Regions from separate parts of the Homo sapiens genome. Here region 2 is linked to region 1. A link is a contact called in ENCODE Hi-C or POLR2A ChIA-PET data. All regions are on one chromosome and are shown on one strand. Each heading gives the region's core, a stretch centred on a gene start or an enhancer-like site at or near the end of the contact. The rest is flanking DNA. Distances are from core to core; before and after follow the strand shown. Region 1 overlaps DIRC3 (disrupted in renal carcinoma 3). Region 2 holds the start of GPBAR1 (G protein-coupled bile acid receptor 1).

The links. Hi-C counts contacts between places; a loop is a spot of excess contacts on that map. ChIA-PET counts read pairs that join two places held with the same protein, here RNA polymerase II (POLR2A).
Region 2: a loop to region 1 is called in a map of tibial artery, with 6 times the contacts of the local background. The contact joins the promoter of GPBAR1 here to the enhancer-like site in region 1. A Hi-C loop is called at or near these places in 1 of 168 maps with a recorded cell type or tissue (tibial artery). POLR2A ChIA-PET finds 5 or more read pairs at or near these places in 1 of 52 experiments (activated CD4-positive, alpha-beta T cell).

Annotation. Positions count from the first base shown.
Region 1 is chr2:217,618,411-217,624,780 of GRCh38, reverse strand. The region is part of intron 2 of DIRC3 (disrupted in renal carcinoma 3); the gene reads left to right. Among named protein-coding and RNA genes, the nearest start is that of DIRC3, 170 kb to the left of the region's middle. Within about 2 kb of position 2,469, at least 9 of the 41 ENCODE cell types and tissues checked have a DNase peak (open chromatin) inside an H3K27ac peak, as active enhancers do.
Region 2 is chr2:218,256,525-218,262,894 of GRCh38, reverse strand. It overlaps GPBAR1 (G protein-coupled bile acid receptor 1), which reads right to left and starts at 1,880. Exons shown (of 2, transcript NM_170699.3): 1 at 1,679-1,880; 2 at 1-215. The coding sequence starts at 170. RefSeq lists an enhancer at 628-1,433.

The DNA of each region.
Region 1 (6,370 bases), core at 1,220-3,719:
AAATTAGACAGACATGGTGGTGCACATCTGTAATACAGCTCCTCGGGAGGCTGAGGCACGAGAATCTCTTGAACCCAGGAGGCAGAGGTTGCAGTGAGCTGAGATCATGCCATTGTGCTCCAGCCTGGGTGACAGAGCAAGACTCTGTCTCAAAAAAAAAAAAAAAAAAAAAAAAAAAAGATAATTTGATTCCAGAACAGAAAGCCCTATCTTCCACCTGCTTTGGAGGCTGGAGTGATGTGGCTAATGTAGAAAAGAGATGAGGACTGGAAATATACAGCCCAGTGTGACCACTGTAGCCTCATGGCTGCAGACAGCAGGAGATCAGATGGAGGATGGGGTGAATGAGGCAATTGTTTTCCAACATCTCAAGTTGAAATTATGACCCTGGTGAGAACCATATATGTACTCATACTTTATGGGTACAATGATACTTTTATTTATTTTAATGAGATTTTCTTTTTCTCTCCTTCTCTCAAAACATTTGACTAAGTTTGTATAAAGAAGTAGGGTTAATTTATTTTGAGTGAGGACAAGGAATCCAGCATAATATTTTTTGAACCTTTGAAGGGCCATGTCATATTTCTTTTCACCCTATGCATTCTCTTGGTTTCAAGCACCGCTGGCATGTGTGTTAGTCCTGAGTCCACATTCCTCTTGTGGGTACCACTGGTTGGATAGCCATCTTCACCTCCTTCTCCCACAGTAATCTCAAACTCAAAATAATTTTTCTGTCTTGGGCTGAGTTTTCCAGAAAGTGGAGCCTGGGACAAAGACTTATGTATTGTCTTAGTCACAGTTCTCCAAAGAACAGAACCAAAAAGATGTGTGTGTGTGTGTGTGTGTGTGTGTGTGTGTGTGTATAAATATATACAAAATCTATTGTAAGGAATTGGTGCATACAATTATAGAGACTGGCAAGTCCAGAATCTGTAGGATGGGTCAGCAGGCTGAAGGCCCAAGCAGAGTTGATGTTGCAGCTTAAGTCTGACTGCCATCTGCTGTCAAATTCGCTTTTGCTTGAGGAAGGGCAGTCTTTTATTATATTTAGTCCTTCAACCAATTAGATGAGGCCCACCCACATTATGGAGGGCAATCTGTTTTGCCCAAATCCGCTGGCTTTACTGTGAATCTTATTTAAGAAATGCCTTCACAGAAACATCCAGGATAATGTTTGACCACATGTCTGGGTACCATGACCCAGCCAAGTTGACACATAATATTAACCTTCATATATGTGAATATCTTATGTAGGAAAGTGATCTCAAGGAGAAGTGAGGGAAAAGGAGCATGAAACAAGGAAGTGGGGAGATCCAAAACAATGAGGAATTCCCAGGTTGGTCATGGGAAACTGGCTGATTCAGAGGCTGGGTGGAGGAGGCATTTTTTTCCATCAGATCTCAGCCTCTACTGGTTACCTTGAAAGCAGAAATCATATCCAGTCATCTCTTCACATGCACATCACAGAAGTCTCAGCTTGAACCAAAATAGGTGCTCAGGAGGATATTTGCAGATGCGGTGCAGAAGGGACTATGCTTGGACCATTCATGGAAGGACCTCCTACCTGATACCCTGATGCAGAAGGCTGGGGAATGATCACATTATGTCCTCTGGTTGAGTTTCAGAACAGGTGAGGGCCTTGGTTATCTGGACTGTGTTAGGGATAGACTTAGCTCAACAAAGAGGGGCTGGGGAGAATCCATGTGCCTCAGTGGAGCCCCTTTCCCTTACAGTGAGGGCCTTAAGAAGCCGAAGTGTAGTTTAAGCAGAAGCTGAGTTCTTGAGATTCTATCCAGGGGAGGTTAAGTGTTGGCCCGTTTCCTGAAGAGCCAGTGCTTCTAGGTTCTGAGAATTTGTTCCCTAATCTCTGCTTACAGGACTCCAGGCGGCTGGAGTCTGCATGAAAGGGGCCTTTGTCTGATATGGGAATGGTTTTTGGGGCTAATCTCTCCTTGGATGCATTTTAATTCACTTTAATGACTCTGCCTCCTGTCAGGCTTTTCTTCTGTGAGGGGGGTTTGTTAAAGAGATTAGGAGGAGTGAACATGAGCCCCTGAATCTCGCCTTCCTCTGAGGTTGCTGTTACAGGAAAAATAGTGTTCTGCAAAATGTATTAGGATGCTCTGGGAGCCAGTGGGGAAGGAGCAGAGTGGAGAGTAGGAAAAATATATATCTAATAAACACACTCACATATAAACACTCTGCATGTACTTACACCAAGCACGTTCACCAGCCTGCTGCCGTTTCCCCCAGCCCCCACCACCAGTGGTGGGAGTCGAAGCAGACAGGACAGAATGATGTCATCCCTAGGACACTGTCCTTTCTCTTGTCTCTCTCTCCCTCTCCTCTAGTTCTGTATAAACACAGCTGTTTGTGAGGAATGCTGGCTTGGGAAAACATAAACTGTCTGCATTAATGACCTTTCCTCCCTGCCAAACACCCCTTCCTACTGAACGTGGGAGACTGGAATGCTTTCAGCCCAGCAGGCCCATTGTCTTCATGTCTGCAACACCAGGTTTTTTAGCTTTCTGCTTGGGCCTGGGGTGACCAGACTCAGGGACCGTACAAAGCCCAGCAGGGCAGACAGAAGTTCATCAGCACTCTGGTTGCAGGTGATACTTCAGACCACCTGTGAAAGATTCCTAGGGGACTGCAGAGAGGGGAGGAGGGCGTCTCTTTTCTGGGCTTGGGGAATGCAGGGTGGAGGTTGGAGGGATAGCAGGGATCCACAGTGGATACAGGTGCTCCCTGATCTGCCAACTTTGCCCACTGGGAAGCCAAGGGGGAAGAAAATAGCAATGGTGGGCTTTGGCCCTCTACTTAGTGTCAAGCTATCGAACTGGGCATTAAGGGCAACCCCACCCTCATCATAGCAACTCACCCCAGCTTCCACTGCATTTACAGTCGCCATTTGGGACCAAGAGCCTTTTATCCTTTCAAAGAGTAGAACACAGGGGCAGCTAAAGGGAGAACCCAAGCTTGAACTCATGCAGTCCAGTTTCTTTTGAAATCCCACAGTACTGTGGTCCATAGTAATTTATTGACGGTGATTTTCCATTTCCAGATGGTGACCTTGGGGCCTTGGAGGTTAGGATGGTTTTTATTCAAGCTACTGAACTTGGCATTTTGGCTGAGTACATGTTTGCTTCCTGGCCACTTGCCCCCAGCCCAGTCTACTAAATCTCTCTCTGTGTCCCACTTTCTTACGTGGTTTTGTGACCACAGCTGCAAAGAAGTAATGACTGCTCTCTGGGCCTCCCTTTCCAAGGGTCAGGCACCTTAGATGGGGCCCAGGACAGCTGCCATTGTGGAATGAATGGGATTCAGTGCCAGAAAGGTGGGGGTGGGTGGGGAGCTAACAGTCTTCTGAAGTCTCCTCTTGGGTTTCCATGGGGAGAGAAGACAAGCCTTCACCCACGTATTCATGCTAAGTACAAATCACAGAGACATACCATTGGGCTACTGGTTACCTCTCTTGCCTACAAGTTGCCAAGAAAAATGCAGGTCTATAACCCACACTTACGGACTACCTGCTGTGTGTTGGGCAGGGTACTAGATGCTTTGCATCTGTTCCAATTTTATCCTTGCAACAACACAGTGTTATTAGGTAGTGCTATTTTATATTTAACAATGAAGAAATTGAGAAAGGTAGTTTCAGAAACACTATTCAATGAGTCAGTGATGAAGCCAGGATTCACACCACTTTGAATTTTAATGTCTATCCATTCCAGGAATTCAGAAGGAGATTGAAGAGGTAGCAATGAACACAATAAACCAGATAGATAGACAAAGGCGGCAATTGCCTGTGTGAGGTGATTTGAGGGATAAAAACAACATCCCTCACCTTCCCAAATATTCCTCTTACAGCCTGAAATCTATTACAGTCATTCCTTTGAGTTAAGCATTGCCCTCTGATTTTGCTGTGTTTTTGAATGCAAATATTTTTAGAGAGAAAATCATTTGGCAATTAAAATGCTTTATTAAAAAATCCTCATTTTCTTTTAAAATGTTTTACTTTCAATTAATTGTATTCCTTGTAAGGTAATACTTAACAGAAAGTAGTTTGTATCAGAAAAAATGACTGGGGGGGGGACCTCTTAAGGGAGTTGAGAAGTGTTAATCTTTGACATTTACTATTATAAGTGCATTTTAAGTAATTCCTAGAAACTGATAAAATCTGTTAGGAGCAAAGGATCTCTCTCTCTCTTTTTTAAGTAGTAGAAAATTGTACCCTTCTGATCTGAAAAAGAGATAGACATGGCTGTTAACTTTCTGAGATATACCCACATAATTGTAATCCCTTGGGATTCTGCTTCAAGGAAAGAAAAAGAAGGAATTTGAAAGATAGGTCGGGCTGAAGCTTCAAACATTAAAAGATGAGATGATATTGGTAAAAGCACTTGGACGAACCCTAGAGTTAAATGAATAGCAGCTATTATTATTCCTCCTAAGAATTATATTGACAATGAAGGAAGAAAATGAAAGAAATAATTTCCTAAGGCAGTATTTCCCAAGAGCTTTCTGCAGACCCCTATGTCTTGGGTTTTTAATATGTGCTACATGAATGCAGTGTTTTCTGGTTAACCACACTTGGAAAACACTGGGTTAAACAAAGTTAAGCATGTTTCTTTACTATAGGAGTTATCAGAACTTTTAAGATATAGGTGTGCATGGTAATTCTCCCAGGGGGTAGACAGTATAGTATAGAGGATTTCCTAAATCTATTTGACCAGCATAGAATCCTTTTTTGAGGAGTGGGGGATGGGGGTGGCATCTCATAAGACCAAATATTCCCTGGAACATAGTTTGAGAAACACAGGTCTAATCAATAGTCATGCTGGCTATAAGAGCTTTTGACACTAAGATGTCTTGAGGCCTTAGAAAAGCAGGGCATTATATTCCCAGTTAAGAGGGGACAGGGAGTTATAGATGTACAGACAATTATTCACATCCATATCAGTGAATAAGTACAGGGAATTGAATAAAAAGGCATTTTGACTGGGCCATTTAAGTCCATTTCATCTCTAAGATGTGCCAAGGTCCCAAGCTTCAGTAGAATTGTGTCAGAGAGACAGGCATTGGGCAGTAAGTAGCCCCATCCTCCCACCCTGCTAACTGAAGGCTTGCCTCGGGTCTCTCTCTTCTCCAAGTCATTCTAGTCACTACTATTAATCTTGGCAGATCTTTGATCATGTCACAACCCAAGGTATGTAAAATTAAACTCAGGTTCTCCAGTCTGACATGTAGAGCCCCTCACTTTTTGGCCCTGCAATTATGACATGGTGGTTTAGATGGTCTGAATTCAAATCCTAGCTTCACTACTTAATAGGGATGTGAGCTTGGGCAAATTATTTAACTTCTCCATGCCAAAGAGAGATTTAGTAGACTGGGCTGGGGGCAAGGGTCCAGGAAGCAAGCATGTTCTCAGCCGAAATGCGAAGTTCAGTTTTTTCCACCCGTCAAATGGGAGTGGAAGCATCACCTTACTTACTTAACTGAGTCATGAGGATTAAACAAAGACCACCTGTCATATATTAAGAGCTCAATGTTGTTATTGTTGACATCTTACCTGGTGTACTCTGAACTCTGGTTCCAGCTGAAAGCAGAGACTCACCATGCATTTCTCCATCTTTGTTCATGTCCTTTCCTCCACTTAAAATGCCTTGCCTGTTCTCATCTTTGCCTGCAGAAAAAACTGCAAGATGTATCTCCATGCTGCTTGCTCCATAAGACCTTCCTGGATTTCCCAACTTTCCCTCCTCTAAATCCCCCACATCCCTCTGTAGGTTTCTGAGACTTTGATCATTCAGCTTTGTATTTTTGTGTTGCGTAATTTATTTTATCCTTGGAAAGATGTTTTATTTGTCTTTGATTTTCTGATGCCTGGTGTAATGTCCTTTATCGACTGGATTTTCACTGAAGGTTAGCTGAACTGTTTAATTTCAGGGCATTCTACTGAGATACAGATACCCCCTTAGTAAAATTCTCTCTTAAGTCCTTACCTGTACATGCTTCACCAAACTTTTTATAATTTGTCAAGGACTGGTGAAAATGAGCTCTAGGCTAGGCTAGGCTAGGCATAGAGGTAGAAGAAGCCAAGAATATAGAAGAGGATTATATATAACAATTATATGTCTTACATTGTTTTTCAGGAATGTTCCAATTAAAACTATTCTATCCCATTTTTCCTGTTCATGTTCACCATATATATGATTTTTGGCATTTAATAATCCATAGTAGGCATTTAATCAATGTTTATTGATTGAGTGACTAAATAAAAGAATAGACAACTATTGCTCCAGGCCAACCTTCCTGCTACGTTGGGTCCCACAGGCCACGTGTCCTGCACAATCAGGGAGTCCATTTACAG
Region 2 (6,370 bases), core at 631-3,130, 640 kb before region 1:
AGGCTCAGGAAGAAGCAGCCAGCAGGTGGGCTGCGCAGGCGGCGGTCCCAGGCGATGCCCAGGGCTAGGAGCAGGTTCGCGGTGATGATGAGGCTTGCCAGGGCCAGGGAGAGCCCCAAAGCCCCCTTGGGAATGGGGCTGGGCACCTCGCCAGTGCTGTTGGGCGTCATCTTGGTCCTGGGGACAGGGGAGTCCTGGAGCGGCAGCCGGCATGCCTGCAGGATGGGGTGGCCAGAGTTAGGATGGGGCTGCAGGTCGTGTCCTCCTGGCAGGGCAGCATGTTAATCCAGGGGCGCAGACCCGCAGGCTGTGGGCTGTATCATGTTCGCTGATACACAGAATTTTTCAATTAATTGCCAATTAAACATTTATATAAAAAACTATCTTTGGTTTCTATTGAAAATTCAGGTCTGGCAACACATATGTCCTGTGTGGTAGCAACCAGCCGGAGCTCACTGCTGGCTGCCCTTCGGACAGTCCCCACCCAGCCAGCTTTATCCATTTCTGGTATCTGCCTTTTCTGGGCAGCTGTGTTGAGGTCTCTTGTTTAGACTGAAAGGCGGGCCCATCCAGCCCCAAAGCATTTTGTGTATCCCTGCCTCCACCGGGGAGGCCTCTAAATGAGAGAATGGACCAGGGCTGGCTGGTGTGTAGTGGTCTTCCAGCCAGCCATTAGGTGACAGGCTCCAGCGGGCCAGGTCTCGGGCACCCTGCACCCTTCCCCCCATCTGTCCTTGTAGCCATCACAGCTCAGTGAGCAGCCTCCGGGTAGGACTTCCAGCCCATAAACTTGACTCGTCTTTGCTCCACACTAGCAACAGGGTCCTTCCTGGGAGCTGGAGGGAGGAGAGAAGCAGCTGGAGGGCACGTGTGGCAGTGAACGTGGAGATGCCAGCAGCAAGGAGAGGGACTCCCCCACACCCCCAGGCCTGAGGCTGAGCCCAGAGGAGAGGGAAGAGGAGTCTGGGCAGAGTCTGGCTTCTCTGTGGCTCTCATCTGTCCCTGTCCTTCCCGTCATTCCCTGGTCTCAGTCCTCCAGTGTCATGGCTCTGCTGCCACATCCTGGGGACAGGGGGAGGGGTCCTGGGTCCTGTGGGAACTCCTGCTTCTGTCAACAGGGGAGCAGCTGCTGTTGCTAGGATCCAAGTCAATAAGGAAAGGATTCATACCTCTCCCCTCCTCCAGGACAGGGGATCAGGGCCCCATGGCTGCCCTGAGCTGAGAGGAAGGAAGATGCTCCCCTTCCTTCCCAGGTTCCCCCAGCACCCTGAGCCTGGGCCTCCAAGGCCTTATGCCCCCTTTCCCCTCCCCTAAGCATGTTTTCTCTTTCTCAATCTCTTCCAGTGCCCTCCACCCAGGATGTCTTTTCCTCTCTAGAGGCCTTGCAGTTTCTGTTCCCTTTCCCAGGGCATCATCAACTCTCTTAAGTCCCGTGAGACTCAGGGTCCATTACCCCAAACCTGGCCTGAGCTGGAGCTCCCAGCCCTAATCGGAATGATTCCCCCCAACCCACCTCCACTAGAACAGCGACAAAGGCAGGGAGCAGCCCCCAGGGGTGATTTCCCAGCAGGGTGCAGGCTGTACCACCTGCACACCCCCGAGGGTCTGGTGGCTTGGGCTGGGTGTAGTAGCCTCTCCAGGATCTGGGGTTTGGGGGTTTGGGGGAGTAGCTACTCACATGGCTGTTGGGAGCAGGTATTGCCTGCCCAGCCTGGGCCTTCCTGAGTGTCAGGGAGTTGCTGCAGCCAGCCCTGCAGCGGTTTGGACCATGTCTGGTGTCCTGGCTGAAGAGCACAAGTGGACCAAGTGCATGGTGTCTCCACCCAGTGGGGACAGCGGGGCCAGGCTCTCCTACCCAGGCTCTGCCCGTCTGGGTTCTCAGAGGGATAGAGAAATGAGGCTGGCAGGACTCAGCCCTGGCCCCGCCTCTGGGAGGGTGGGACCTGACATATTCCAAACTGCAGCAACTGGGAGGCCTGCCTCCCCCTCCCACCCAGTTCCCCTCTCCCCCTGCCACCTAGGTGGCAGTTTCCCTACTCCAGCTCGGAGTAATCTGAGAAATGCATTCCAGTTAATGAATAATAATGATTGACTTACCCCTCCCGACTTCCCGCCTCAGCTGATGCATTTACATTTAAGCCCCTGGACTGGCCAGCCAGCTGACAGCACACCAGGCTCCCTCCACACTTCCGTGTGTGATGGTGGCAGTGGCAGGTGTTTGGGGCCTGAGGATCTTCACTCCCCCATCCCATCACCTGATGGGCCTTTCAGTTTCTAAGGCCAGACTTGCCTTCCTGAATCTGGGGTCATTCCACACTTTTCTCAACTGCTTTCTGAGTCAAGTTCTGAACTATGAGGGACAAATGGCTCTGGGGATGTGACCATGGGTAAGGTACTACTGGGCCTCGGTTTTTGCCTGTGTTAAAATGGGAACAAGAAAAACCACCTCTAATTAAGGTCGTGGTGGGGAATATCACAGGATAACACATATGGCGGCATATACCCCAGTGCATGGCCCTTGATGGGTGGGGGTTTGCCCCAACAAATGGCTCCCTCTCTTTCCTCCCCCATGATGAAGAGGCATGAGCTGGCGCTGGAATCAGAGCTGTCTGGATCCTTTTTTAAAAAAGCCAGTGAACTTGGGCAAATGACTAAAGTTCCCTTGCCTTAGTTTCCTCATCTGTCAAATGGGGCCCATAGTTGTACTCACCTATCGTGAGACTAAATGAAGTCCCGTGTGATGAGGACTCAGATCAACACTTGGCCCTTCAGCACTCCGCGACAGGCAGCGATCGCTGGGAACATTATTAGGATTTCTGCCTTTCTCTGCACCTGGCCCCTCTAAGACAGATCTGCTGAGAGGGGCGCATGGGGAGCTTGGGAAAAGCAAGAGGGGAGTGACACTCTTGCTGCACAGGGAAGCTGAGGAAACCAGATACATTGAGAGGGAAGGGCAAGTTCAAGGCTGGGAAGCCAGAAGTGGTGCTTTGATTTCCACCTTGTATCAAGTGCGGCTTTGGAGTGAGGGGGAGGAGAGAAGCCCAGCCACACTCCCTTAAGGCCTGAAATGGGAGGGAACAGGCGGAAATTGCAGCAGGAAAGCTGGGACTGGGGGTGAGACATTAGGAAACACTTGCTGGCTGAAGAGCGCAAGTAAATGGAGCAAAGGGACTCTGGTGCTCTCCGGGAGAGCTGGGCCTGAAGGGCTGGAAGCCCGTGGAGTGTGGCTGTGCCAGCTCTGCACAGCCAGTCAGGGATCCTGGAGATCAGGGACTTCTGTTGGGACAAAAAGTGGGAAGAGGAAAGCATCCAGCCTCAAGTCCATCCTCGAGGGAGCTGGTGGGTCGGAAGGACGCAGGGTTCCAGGGCCGGTCCTCAGAACCACGGGATCTGGTCGGGCAGAAGTCACAGGCTCTGGGAGAGTTCAGCCTGGGGCCTGGACAGAAGTGGGTGTGGGACCCTTCTGATATGTGACTTCCAGGAATAAACAGACCTCCTGTTCCCAGCCCCAGCCTGCTCCCTGTGGGATCCAGGATGTCTGTTTCTTCTCTGCTGCTCTGTCTAAACACTGTGTGTGGGATGTGTGTGAAGGGGGACAGATTAGGTAGTGGCAGCCAGGGAGCCTGGGCTGTCTCCTGCTCAGCCTCATTTCTCCCTTCCTAGATCATCTAGTTCCTGTCTGTTCCATCAAGCCCTGGGGCTGACTCACCCCCTAGCTTCTCCCTTCAGCCACGGAGGGCTCTGGTGCAAGCCGTCTTCAGACGCTCCATCCAGCTGACTGTGCCCGGACCCCATTCTCCTTTCCTCAGGCAGAGCCTGAATGGGGGTGACCAATTCAGACTCTGGCATGGAATCCTCCTGTGCCTCCTTTGTCCGCTTCCATTCTCTTAGCTATCTGAATTTCTCTCTGTTGACCCACAATGTCTGGGACTGGGTGAGTGTCATGCTGGCTGCGGGTACCAGCTCTGGACCAATGGAGGCAGCAGGGACGGGGTTTGCTGGACCCTGGTTGGCCTCCCTGAGCCGCTGTTCAACACTTCACACTCAATGCCTGTAATCCTAGCACTTTAAGAGGCTGAGGCCTGGGCAACGTGGTGAGACTCCGTCTCTACAAAAAATAAAGATTAGCTGGGCACAGTGGTACATGTTGTGTGGTTCCAGCTACTCAGGAGGCTGAGGTGTGAAGATTGCTCGAGTCCAGGAGGTTGAGGCTGCCGTGAGCCTTCATGGCGCCACTGCACTGCAGCCTGGGCGACAGAGTGAGACCCTGCCTCAAAATAAAGATGATTAAAAAAAATCAGAGCCAGGCGCGGTGGTTCATCCTTGTAATCCCAGCACTTTGGGAGGCCGAGGTGGACAGATCACCTGAAGTCAGGAGTTTGAGAGCAGTCTGGCCAACATGGTGAAACCCCATCTCTACTAAAAATACAAAAATTAGCCAGGTGTGGTGGTGAGCACCTGTAATCCTAGCTGCTCAGGAGGCTGAGGCAGGAGAATCGCTTGAATCCAGGAGGGGGAGGTTGCAGTGAGCCGAGATTGCGCCACTGCACAACAGAGCAAGTCTCCAATAATAAAAAAAAAAAATCGCCTAACCTTTTAATTCGCTCATCTGTTAAAAAAAAAAAAAAAAAAGGTTAGGGTGGGCTGGGCACAGTGGCTCACGCCTGTTTTCCCAGCACTTTGGGAGGCCAAGGTGGGTGGATCACCTGTCAGGAGTTCGAGACCAGCCTGGCCAATATGGAAAAACCCTGCCTCTACTAAAAATACAAAATTAGCTGGGTGTGGCGGTGCAGGCCTGTGGTCCCAGGTACTCCGGAGGCTGAGGCAGGAGAATTGCTTGAACCCGGGAAGCGGAGGTTGCAGTGAGCCAAGATCGCACCACTGCACTCCAGCCTGGGCGAAGAGTGAGACTCTGTCTCAAAACCAACCAACCAACCAACCAACCAACCAACCAACCAAAAACCAAAAAGAACCAACACCCCCCGCCCACTGAAATGGCAGTGCTTTTAGCAACCCCCAGTAGGGGGCAGCACTGCTTGAACTCAAAATCGCCACCAGAGTAGACCCAGGTTTCGGTCGAGCACTCATCAGTACTACTCCAAATGAGGGTAACCTAACGGCAACCAACTCCAAGTATCAGCTCCCCTCAAGGAGGCTGAGGCAGCAGCTAGGGCTATTTCCTTTTCTTGATTTCAATTCCCCCTCCAAGTCCACCCTTCCACTTCCTGTTAGAGTCTTAGCGTCTTTCCTGCCAAGCTCCTTATCCTTAGCTTGCAGTTTGCCCCAGGTTCCACTTTTTCCAGACATGGAGATTCTTACCTGCCTGGCCTCGGCAGTAAGGGCCATTTAAGCAGGGGAAAATACCAAAATACCAACTACCTTGGGGAAAGCCTGGGAAACCCCAAGCACCGAATAAGGGTTGGCTTCTGTGGGACTTTGCTGGGGCAACAGCCTGTCACTTCTGATCCCCTTGAGTGTATAAAGGGAACTAAGATTCATTGACATTATAATTACAGGCATCATAATGCTTATGATGTAACAGACATTTATTCTCTTTTCCTTTTACAAATCCTCAGGTAGGTGGCATTATGTCCAATTTAAATGAGGCTACCAGGGCTCAGATTAAGAAATTTGCTGTCACATAGCTATTAGATGGCGGCACCTGGATTCAAACTGTTCCTCTACAGCCCATATCCAAGGACGCCTACACTTACCAGGTGTGAACCCTTGGGGCACTGGCTTCCTGAGACTAGGAAGAAACAACTAGATCCCTTTTTTCCAGCCCACACCCTCAGTGTGCTTGACCCTCATCCTGAGACATTCCTCCTGCGGTCCTAAGGCCTCGACTGGTCACGATGGGCTGCTTCATCTGTGACGAGGGTCTTTGAGGCTAGATCCATACTAACGCCAAGTGTGTCCTTGTTAAGAGAAGAGTCAATCTGGATACGGGTTTACACCAGTATGGATTTTTCTTTTTTCTGGGACAGGGTCTCACTCTGTTGCCCAGGCTGGAGTGGAGTGGCACGACACAGCTCATTGCAGCCTTGACCTTCAGGGCTCAAGCAATCCTCCTGCCTCAGCCTCTTGAGTAGCTGGGACCACAGGCATGCACCACCACATCCAGCCGATTTTTATTTTTTGTAGAGGCAGGGTCTTGCCATGTTGTCCAGGCTGCACTACACATTTATTTATTTTTGAGACAGAGTTTCGCTCTTGTTGTCCAGGCTGGAGTGCAATGGCGTATCTTGGCTCACTGCAACCTCCGCCTCCTGGGTTCAAGTGATTCTCCTGCCTCCGCCTCCCGAGTAGCTGGGATTACAGGCACCCGCCACCATGCCCAGCTAATTTTTTTTTAGTAGAGATGGGGTTT